Linked DNA regions of Mus musculus: region 2 is linked to region 1. The links are chromatin loops, found by intact Hi-C in ENCODE. Cell type or tissue: gastrocnemius. All regions are shown on one strand. Each heading gives the region's core, and the rest is flanking DNA. Links, peaks and the distances in the headings are about the cores only. Region 1 holds the start of Lncbate6 (a long non-coding RNA gene). Region 2 has its middle 5.8 kb from the start of Gm46411.

Region 1 (4,399 bases), core at 127-4,126:
CTCTATTCCTGCTTCTCACACGAGCTGGTGCACACACACACACACACACACATACACATACACACACACACACACACACACACACACACAAGCACACGCACACGCACACACACACACCACTGCTACTACACCAGTAGAGACTCTTTGCCCCCCTTCCCAATAAAGGATATGCACTTTCCAGGGGGGCTCAAAGGGTCTAATTCTGAAACATAAATAGTGTGTATATGCTGGATCAGTTCAGAATCTATTATATCCAAAGGAAAAATTGTGGATCTATTTCTAAAAGTTTCCTAGTCACTTCTGAAGATAAATTTTGCATTTAAGAAAAAACTCAGAGTAGAGAGCTAGAAAGATGGCTCAGCAGTTAGTTGTGCTTACTGTTCTTGCAGAGGACCTGGGTTCAAGTCCTAGCACCCACATGGCTACTCACAACCATCTGTAACTCCAGTTCCAGGGGATCTGACGCCCTCTTCTGACTTCCACAGGTACCACGTATGCCCATGATACACATGCATACATGCTGGCAAACCATTTTTTGTGCATAAACAAACAAAGCCAAATAAAGTAAATAAAATTAAAAAAGAAAAAACAAGTAGGAATAGGAGATGTAGCCCAGGAAAGTACATGCCTACCACCTTCGGGACCCTAGGCTGAACCCTTAACACTGTAAAAATAATAATAATAATAATAAATTTTAAATATTAAAATGAATCAGAAGCCAGGCATGGTGGTACATGCCTTTAAACTTAGCACTTGGGAGGCAGAGACGGTAAATCTCTCTGAGTTTGAGGCCAGCCTGGTTTACATAGTGAGCTCTAGGCTCCTCAAGGCTACAGAGCAAGATCACATCTCAAAAGACACAAAAAATAAACCACAGTAATCCTTTGCGTTTGCTGTCTTGCTTTATAACTGCATTGTCTGATATGAGCGTATTTGTAACTGCAGGTAACAGAACACTGAAAATTAGAGTCCTTGGAGAAATAGCAGCCACCTAACTCAGTTAGCCAATGAGAGCATGTAACAAGGGTACCAAGTCAACTGGGGCAGGACTGGCCTTCACCTTCAACACCACTCAGTGTTCGTATCTCTCACTGCGCAACGAGTTTTGTTTGGTTTTTCATTTAAGAAAAGCAGACTTGAGGGACCTGGGGAAACAGCTCAGTATGTAAAGTGCTTGCACGATCCCCTGCACCCCCATAAGAGCTAAGTGCAGTGCTGCGCCTGTGATCCCAGGACTGGGGATGAAGAGGCAGCGGGATCATTGGGGCTTGTTCCCAAGGTCTGTCAAAAATGGAGCTCCAGATTCACTGAGAGGCCCTCTCTCTAAAAAGTAAGGAGGATGGAGCTGAAGGTTTTGAGCATCAGCTGCTCATCCAGAGGACCTGGGTCCAAGTCCCAGCATCCAACATGGATGCTCACAACCATCTGTAATTCTAGTTCTTGGAGATCCAATGTCCTCTCCTGGCCTTCAGGGTCATCAGGAATGTATGTGATGCAAAGACACTCGAGCATGCAAAACACCCATATATATAACAATAAGTGTGTGTGTGTGTATGTGTGTGTGTGTGTGTGTGTGTGTGTTTTAATGAGGAAAGTAGTTGAAGAAGATGCTCAGTGTCACTCTCAGCTCCCCAGGCACTAACACATATGCAGAGGGACACACACCTGTGCTTGCACACAGAGAAGTAGATCTGAATATATGAGTGCCCACCGGTGGCCAGCCAGGGATGCTCTCTGCAGCCACACCTCAGTACAATGATCACAGCATGGGACATGGATGCCACTGGGGTCCATTCTGAAGGACAGCTCTGTTTCCTGCCTCTGGCCAGCATCTGTGGTCAGGCAAAGCTACGAGGAAATACAATGAAGGTCAGTTTAACAAAGACCCCAGTGTGGGTGAAATTTAACACCACAGGAGACAGACTGTGGGAGGAGGAAGAGGAGCCCAGAGCCCCAGGCTCTGTGGAAGAAATGGGGAAGGGTCAGAGAGGGAACTGGAAAGAAGCCTGATCCCACTGCAACCTCTACAGCCAGACTGCTGGAGACTTCCGAAAATGAGGCACACCAGGCACAGACAGTGGTAAGTGCTTGCCATTCTAGCTCCTTGGTATCCCGAGACTAGAAGAGGAGGAGGAGGAGGAGGAGGAGGAGGAGGAGGAGGAGGAGGAGGAGGAGGAGGAGGTGTCCAGCGTTCAGAGTTTAGGACCAGCCTACTTTTTTTACACAGTAAAAAAGTCTCTCTAAAAATATGTGTGAACATACACCACACACACACATGAGAGAGAGAGAGAGAGAGAGAGAGAGAGAGAGAGAGAGAGAGAGAAATACAGATACACAGAGACAGACAGACAGACAGAAAGCCAGAGAGAAAGAGAATGACACCCACTGCCCCGGGGGGAGGGACATCTGGCCACAGTAGGTCCTTTTCCAATGAGTGACATTTCCTTGACGTGTCTGAGCTGACAAATGCTCTGCCACAGAACCTGACAATGGAGCAGACTCCTCCTCCGAGGAGCGGATGCCCTCCCTGGCAACTGGTGGTTTTGGCTCTCACAGGTCTGGGGGAAACCACAAGGCTAGTTTCTGTTTAGTTCAGGCTACCGCTAGGTGGAGAGGGTGGCTCTCTTCCTGGCTTTTTCAGCCCCTGGTACATGCTGTCACAGGAGAAGCTTAGAGCCAGGATAGGGGCTATCTATCCCTTGGTCACGAATGTCTTGAAGACTGGAAAGGTTTTAATTTATATTTCCTCTACCCTTACTCCCCCTCCCCGCCCCCCAAGAAGCTTTTCTGGAGCAAATAAGGCCACATCGCATCAGTGTCCTGAGGAAGAGTCATGCAGATTGGGTGTACTCAGACCATAGACCCTCCAGGCATGTGGGAGTCGGGGGTGGGCAGAAGATGGGCAAGCCAGGAGTGTTTGCAGGCTGGGTGGGAGGGCATGTTAAGGGTGATCGGAGCATGAGGTCAGCTGCAGCTGATAGAGGCTGCTGGCAAGAATTGCTCTCCCACTCACCCTCATCGGTTGCCCATGGAGGCTGGGTGGTTTTGATGCACCCAATCAGCTGGTGGATCCATGTTATGGCCCCCTTCTTCTGGCATCACACTCATCTCTCTTTCATACTTCCTTGTACCCTGGCTTCCTCTTATCCCTCCCATACCTATGTGCACCCCCTCCTCCAATCTCCTTCCTTAGCCCCCGTGTCCTTGCGAAATAGGAACACACTGATGGTTGAGTGCACCCTGCAGCTGGCTCAAGGCTCCCCACCCTAATGGAGGACAAGCTACCTGTTGACCCCTATATCCTGATCTAACTTTCTGATACTTTGTTAGCTCGGCGTGAGGGCACCCAGAATAAAGTGAAACGTCACATAGGTCATATGCAGTTTTTCAGAAGCAAGTGGAGAACTGCCTTTCCTTTCTACCAAGTTTGGTTGTCAACCCTGATGCTGCTGTTAGCAGGATTGTGGACGTAATGGCTGCAGCTTGGGCAATCATTTTGACCTACGCAGTATGTGTCCAAGGGTATTTGCATGGCCCCGCCCCCATCACTTCAAGTCACTAATGAGTCTTTGAGAGACTCATTTGACCACAACCATAGTCTTTGGTCAGGAAGAACTTCGATCTAGTTGAAATGAGTCTCACCAAGTTTCACACCGTCTTGTTGCAGAGATTACAGTGCCCTGACATTTTACCCGCTTGGCTAGGCCGGGCCCATTGTGCCGATGTTCCTGCTTCTAGTCGCTTTCAGGCACAGCCCACAGCAGCACATTGCTCTGTGCCTTGCATCATGGGCCTCTCACCGTCTGCCCCGGGGCTTCCCTGTTGTGGAAGATCAAGGCGCCGTGGGACCCACTACCTAAGCAGGTACACTGAGTTCAGGTCAGACTTGTGGGGCCATGGGCAAGTGGACAGAGAAGGAGGCTGGCTGCTTCATGGGTGGCCGAGCACAGCACAGATGCCCCTGCAACTATTTCCTGGTCTGGCCTCCTCTCTCAGGAGAGAGCAGACTAAGTGTGCACGCAGACTCTGCCTATCATAACGTCAATCTGAGGAAGACTTGACCAGGCAGACAAATTTTCCTTCTCCGTGCTACTGTGGCAAGCCCCAGGGCTTTTTCTGGTGGTCTCACATGAAGCAAAGCAATTAGTTTTACTCATGAGAAGCTGAGGCTAGCCCGGTAATCATCCCCTTTTTTTATCCAGCATCCTGGACACTCCTACTAGCTTTCAGAGCTCTGCCGATTCCATAAACTTAAGACAGGGAGACGTATGGAGAACTGAAGGAACCCCATGCTGAAGAAGCCCCCTCCCTCCAAGAGAGCAATATTCGCTGTTAAGTGGAAGCTGCTGCTCTTTAGGGCTCTCTTACCTGAAGTCTTATCCTGCTGCAGATACACATC
Region 2 (4,399 bases), core at 145-4,144, 260 kb after region 1:
TTTTTGTTTTTTAATTGGGTGGAGGTGTGCGTTAGTACAACTTTTACCAGCTTAACTAGTTTTAAGTGTAGAGGTCACCATATGGAGAACACTCACACCTATTGTGAAACCATCACCAATATCCAGCCCCACAATCCTTTTCGTCTTCCCAATCTGAAACTGTCCTGAAATAATACTAACTTCCAATTTCTCCAACTGTAACCTCCCAGCAACCTCCGTTCTGCTTCCTCTTTCTAGGAGTCTGACTGCTCGAAGAACCTTCTGTAGGTAGAACCATACTGTATCTATTGTTAGCAGAATGTCCTCGGGGCTGATCGATTCAGAGTGTGTGTCAGAGTCAACCTCCCCAACCCTGTTTCTTTTGTGCTTTTGTGGTTTTGTGGTTGTGTGTGTGTGTTGCTAGTATCAAACACAAAACCTTGTGCTTACTAGACAACGTATTCCTTCAGTGAGCTACAACCCCAGCAACCTCCTTACTACCTAAAACCAAGCAGTCTCCCATGGAAGGAGAGGGTTTAGCAGTTAATAACACTTGCTGCTCTTCCTGAAGACATAGGTTCAATTCTCAGTGCCCACATGGCAGTCACAACCACCTGTAACTCCAGTTCCAACAGATCTGACACTCTATTCTGCCCTCCATTTGGCGTCAGGCGCACATGTGGTGTGCAAACATACACGCAAGGCGAAACACCCACACACATAAAATAGAAATAAATCTTTAGTGGTGCATACCTTTAATCCTAAAACTCAGGAGGGAGAGGCAGTGAGATCCTGTCTCAAAAAAGCAAGACAAATGAAAAAGTATTCTATAATTTGCATTTTTCAGTCTATTCATTCACCCATCAACAGAATTTTGGCTACTGTGCCCAATGCTGCTATCAGCATAACCGTACAGACAATTTTTCAACACCCTGTTTTCAGTTCTTCAGGGGATATACACAGAAGTGTCATTGCTAAATCATATGCCAGTTCTATTTTTAATCTTTCAAGGAACTACCAACCTTTTTCCATTCTGACCGGCACAGACGAGCAGTTTTTCCACGCCCTCGACACACTACCTCCTGATTGTTTGGACAGTAGGGCATCTGAAAGGTGTCAACTCCAGTATCATTTGTTTTTTTCTTGCCCAGTTCTTATTGTTTTAACTATAGATTTGTAGTCATTTTTACTAAAATTTTGATGCATTTGTTTATTGTAGTGTATGTGGGGGTGGTGGTGATGGGGGGGCCGTCAAAAGGACAACTTTCAGGAATCAGTTTTCAACTTTTAGCGTGATTCATATAGATCATGTTCCTTAGATCAAAATCAAGATGTCAAGCTTGGCAGCAAACACCTTGACCCGCTAAGCAATCTTGCCAGCAGGCTTCATAATGTCTTAATATCTAGTATCTCTTCTGTCTATATAGTTCTTTAGTAAAATTGTTTTTATTTACTTTTGTTGTTCTGTTGTTATTGTTTTTAACAGCATCTCTCTGTCTAGCCTTAAAACTTTTTATTTATTTATGCTTATGTATGTGTGGATGGGTGGGGGTCAAAAGACTGTGAGCTCATTCTTATCCTATGGGATCTGACGAACAAACTCAAGTCCTTAGATTTGATGGTGAGCACGTTTACCCACTGAGCTATCTCACTAGCTCCACCCAGCTGGCCTCAGAATCCCAGCTCTCCTGCCTCAGTCTTCCAAGGAGTATACTACCATGCCCCTCACCATGCCTAGCCCCTCATCAAAATATTATTTGCTATATCCTCATTTATTTGTTTCAGATGCACCCAAGAATTGTTTTTTACATCTCTATATTTTATAGGAATTTTGTCTATATACTTTTGAAGTTTTGGTTGGGATTACCTTTATCGTAACAATTTAGAATGCACATTTTAAAAAAATAAATTCTTTTTTTTTTATTTTTAGTTTTGTATATGGGTGTGGGTGTAGGTATATAGAGACCAGGTGTGGGTGTAGGCATATAGAGACCAGAGGCCAACGCTTGGCAGTTACTTTTCTCTGACCATGTGAGTCTTAGAGATCAAATGAAGGCCGTCATACACGGCTGGAAGTGCTTTGACCTGCTGAAGCATCTCTCCAGCCCTACGATGTACTTTCTTATTTTTTTTTAAAGACTTATTTTATTTATATAAGTACACTGTAGCTGTCTTCAGACACACCAGAAGAGGGCATTGAGTCCCATTATAGATGGTTGTGAGCCACCATGTGGTTGCTAAGAATTGAACTCAGGACCTCTGGAAGAGCAGTCAGTGCTCTTAACCACTGAGCCATCTCTCTAGCCCTATGATGTACAAAAAAAAAAAAAAAAAAAAAAAAGATAGGGTCTTACTCTGTAATCCTAGCAGGTCTGAATGAATATTTTAAAAACGCAATTCTAATTTTCCCCTCTCAATCTTCTGTTAACTCTCTGGACACATACATTTATGTTTCTTTTTTTTTTTATTTTCCTGGTTACACACAAACAATGCTAAAACTTTGTTGCTTTGTGCATGGGCTTTAAAAAATTGTGTATTTTATTTATTTATTTATTTGTTTGTTTGTTCGTTTGTTTGTTTGTTTGTTTGTTTAATGCATATGAGTATACTGTAGCTGTCTTCAGACACACCAGAAGAGGGCATCAGATCCCATTACAGATGGTTGTGAGCCACCATGTGGTTGCTGGGAATTGAACTCAGGACCTTTGCAAGAGCAGTCAGTGCTCTTAACCACTGAGCCATCTCTCCAGCCCAAAATTGTGTATTTTTTGACAGTCAGTGTTTTTAAGATGAAAACTCTATGTGGTGTGTATAAGAGAATGTTATAATTGTCCTCTCCTTTCTTTCTTCTGTCTGTCTGTCTGTCTGTCTGTCTGTCTTCCTTTTGTTTTTCCATCTGTATGCTTGTTGCGATAGAGTCTCTCTGCATAGGCTGGCTGTCCTGTAATCCAATATTTAGACCAGGCTGGCCTCAAACCCACAGAGATCCTCCTACTTCTGTCTCCCAAATACTAGAATTACGGATGGCTAATTGTCCACTTTGTAAAGCAAAACAATGCTATATTGAAAGGAAGATGATTTTTTGCAGGCAAGAAGACTCTGTGTGTGTGTGTGTGTGTGTGTGTGTGTGTGTGTGTTGATAATGATCTTGTCTTGCTCTGTAGCCAAGACTAATTTGGGCTTGTAATAAAAGTATTTTTTTCTTTTTTTTCTTTTCTTTTATTAGGTATTTTCCTCATTTACATTTTCAATGCTATCCCAAAAGTCCCCCATACCCACCTCCCCAATCCCATACCCACCCACTCCCCCTTTTTGGCCCTGGCGTTCCCTGTACTGGGGCATATAAAGTTTGCAAGTCCAATGGGCCTCTCTTTGCAGTGATGGTCGACTAGGCCATCTTTTGATACATATGCAGCTAGAGACAAGAGCTCCGGGGTACTGGTTAGTTCATATTGTTGTTCCACCTATAGGGTTGCAGTTCCCTTTAGCTCCTAAAAGTATTTTTCCAAGTACTTACATTACAGGTGTGTACTCCCAGGTCCAGTGAGAACTGGGTTTAAATCTCAGGTCTGCTACTCACCAGATGCATGACCTGAAGAAGACATGAGTCCATTGCTTGGTATGCTAGCCTCCAATAAATTGTGGCTACTACTGTTAGAGTTCTCTTTATTTCCATTATTTTGTTTTGTTTTGTAGTCACACAATGATATGACCAAGAATTAATGGTAACATTAACTTTTTCTTCCCAATATTTCTATCTCTTAATTCTGATTCATGTCTTCTTGAGTTAACCAGAAAAGCCAGCAGTGCGATGCTGTGGAGTTATGCTGACTTGGTCTTGTGAGGTATTCTATTTTGGAAAGAAATGCAGTAACTGTTCACTGTAAAGTATAAATAACATTGGTTGTACTGTGGATACTGTATGTTAGATAAGTAAGTATTTCAGTTCTTATGTTTTAAAATTTGAAATCAGTTACTTGGGAAGATATACCCAAGCTAGAAAATATTATTTGACAAGTTACGATGTTAATGTTATCCAAAAGAAAGGACAAAAATAAAAAATCATCTTGTCTTTTCCCTTCCTTCCATCCTTCCTTTTTCTTCCTTCCTCCCTTTTCCTTCTTCCCTTTTCCTTCCTTCCTTCCTTCCTTCCTTCCTTCCTCCCTTCCTCCCTCCCTTTTCCTTCCTTCTTTCCCCTTTTCCTTTCTTTTTTCTAGAGTCTCTTTATGTGGTCCTGTCTGCATTGGAACTTACTATGTAGCCCTGGATGGTTTTGAACTCACAAAGATCTGCCTGCCTCTGCCTCCCAAGTGCTAGGATTAAAGGCACGACATGCCATCCCAGGACCCATCCTATCTTGAAACAGAGGTTAGTATTTCATCCACAAATGGATCTCTGTGTGGAGTATTCATGAGCCTTC

The links. Hi-C counts contacts between places; a loop is a spot of excess contacts. Peaks named below come from ENCODE experiments on the same cell type or tissue, not always from the same donor. Only the 100,000 strongest peaks of a DNase experiment are listed, where the experiment ranks them.
Region 2: a loop joins it to region 1, with 2.1 times the contacts of the local background. A loop is called at or near these places in 2 of 42 quality-filtered maps.

The regions. Positions count from the first base shown.
Region 1 is chr13:37,539,329-37,543,727 of GRCm38, forward strand. Lncbate6 (a long non-coding RNA gene) reads left to right here and starts at 808. Exons shown (of 3, transcript XR_382205.2): 1 at 808-2,080; 2 at 3,668-3,864. In gastrocnemius, for the core only: a CTCF peak has its summit at 2,606; a DNase peak (open chromatin) is centred at 2,571; H3K4me3 peaks cover 498 bases; H3K27ac peaks cover 1,846 bases.
Region 2 is chr13:37,803,210-37,807,608 of GRCm38, forward strand. It overlaps a transcript of Rreb1 not described here. Among named protein-coding and RNA genes, the nearest start is that of Gm46411, 5.8 kb to the left of the region's middle. In gastrocnemius, for the core only: no CTCF peak of the experiment used is centred there; no DNase peak of the experiment used is centred there.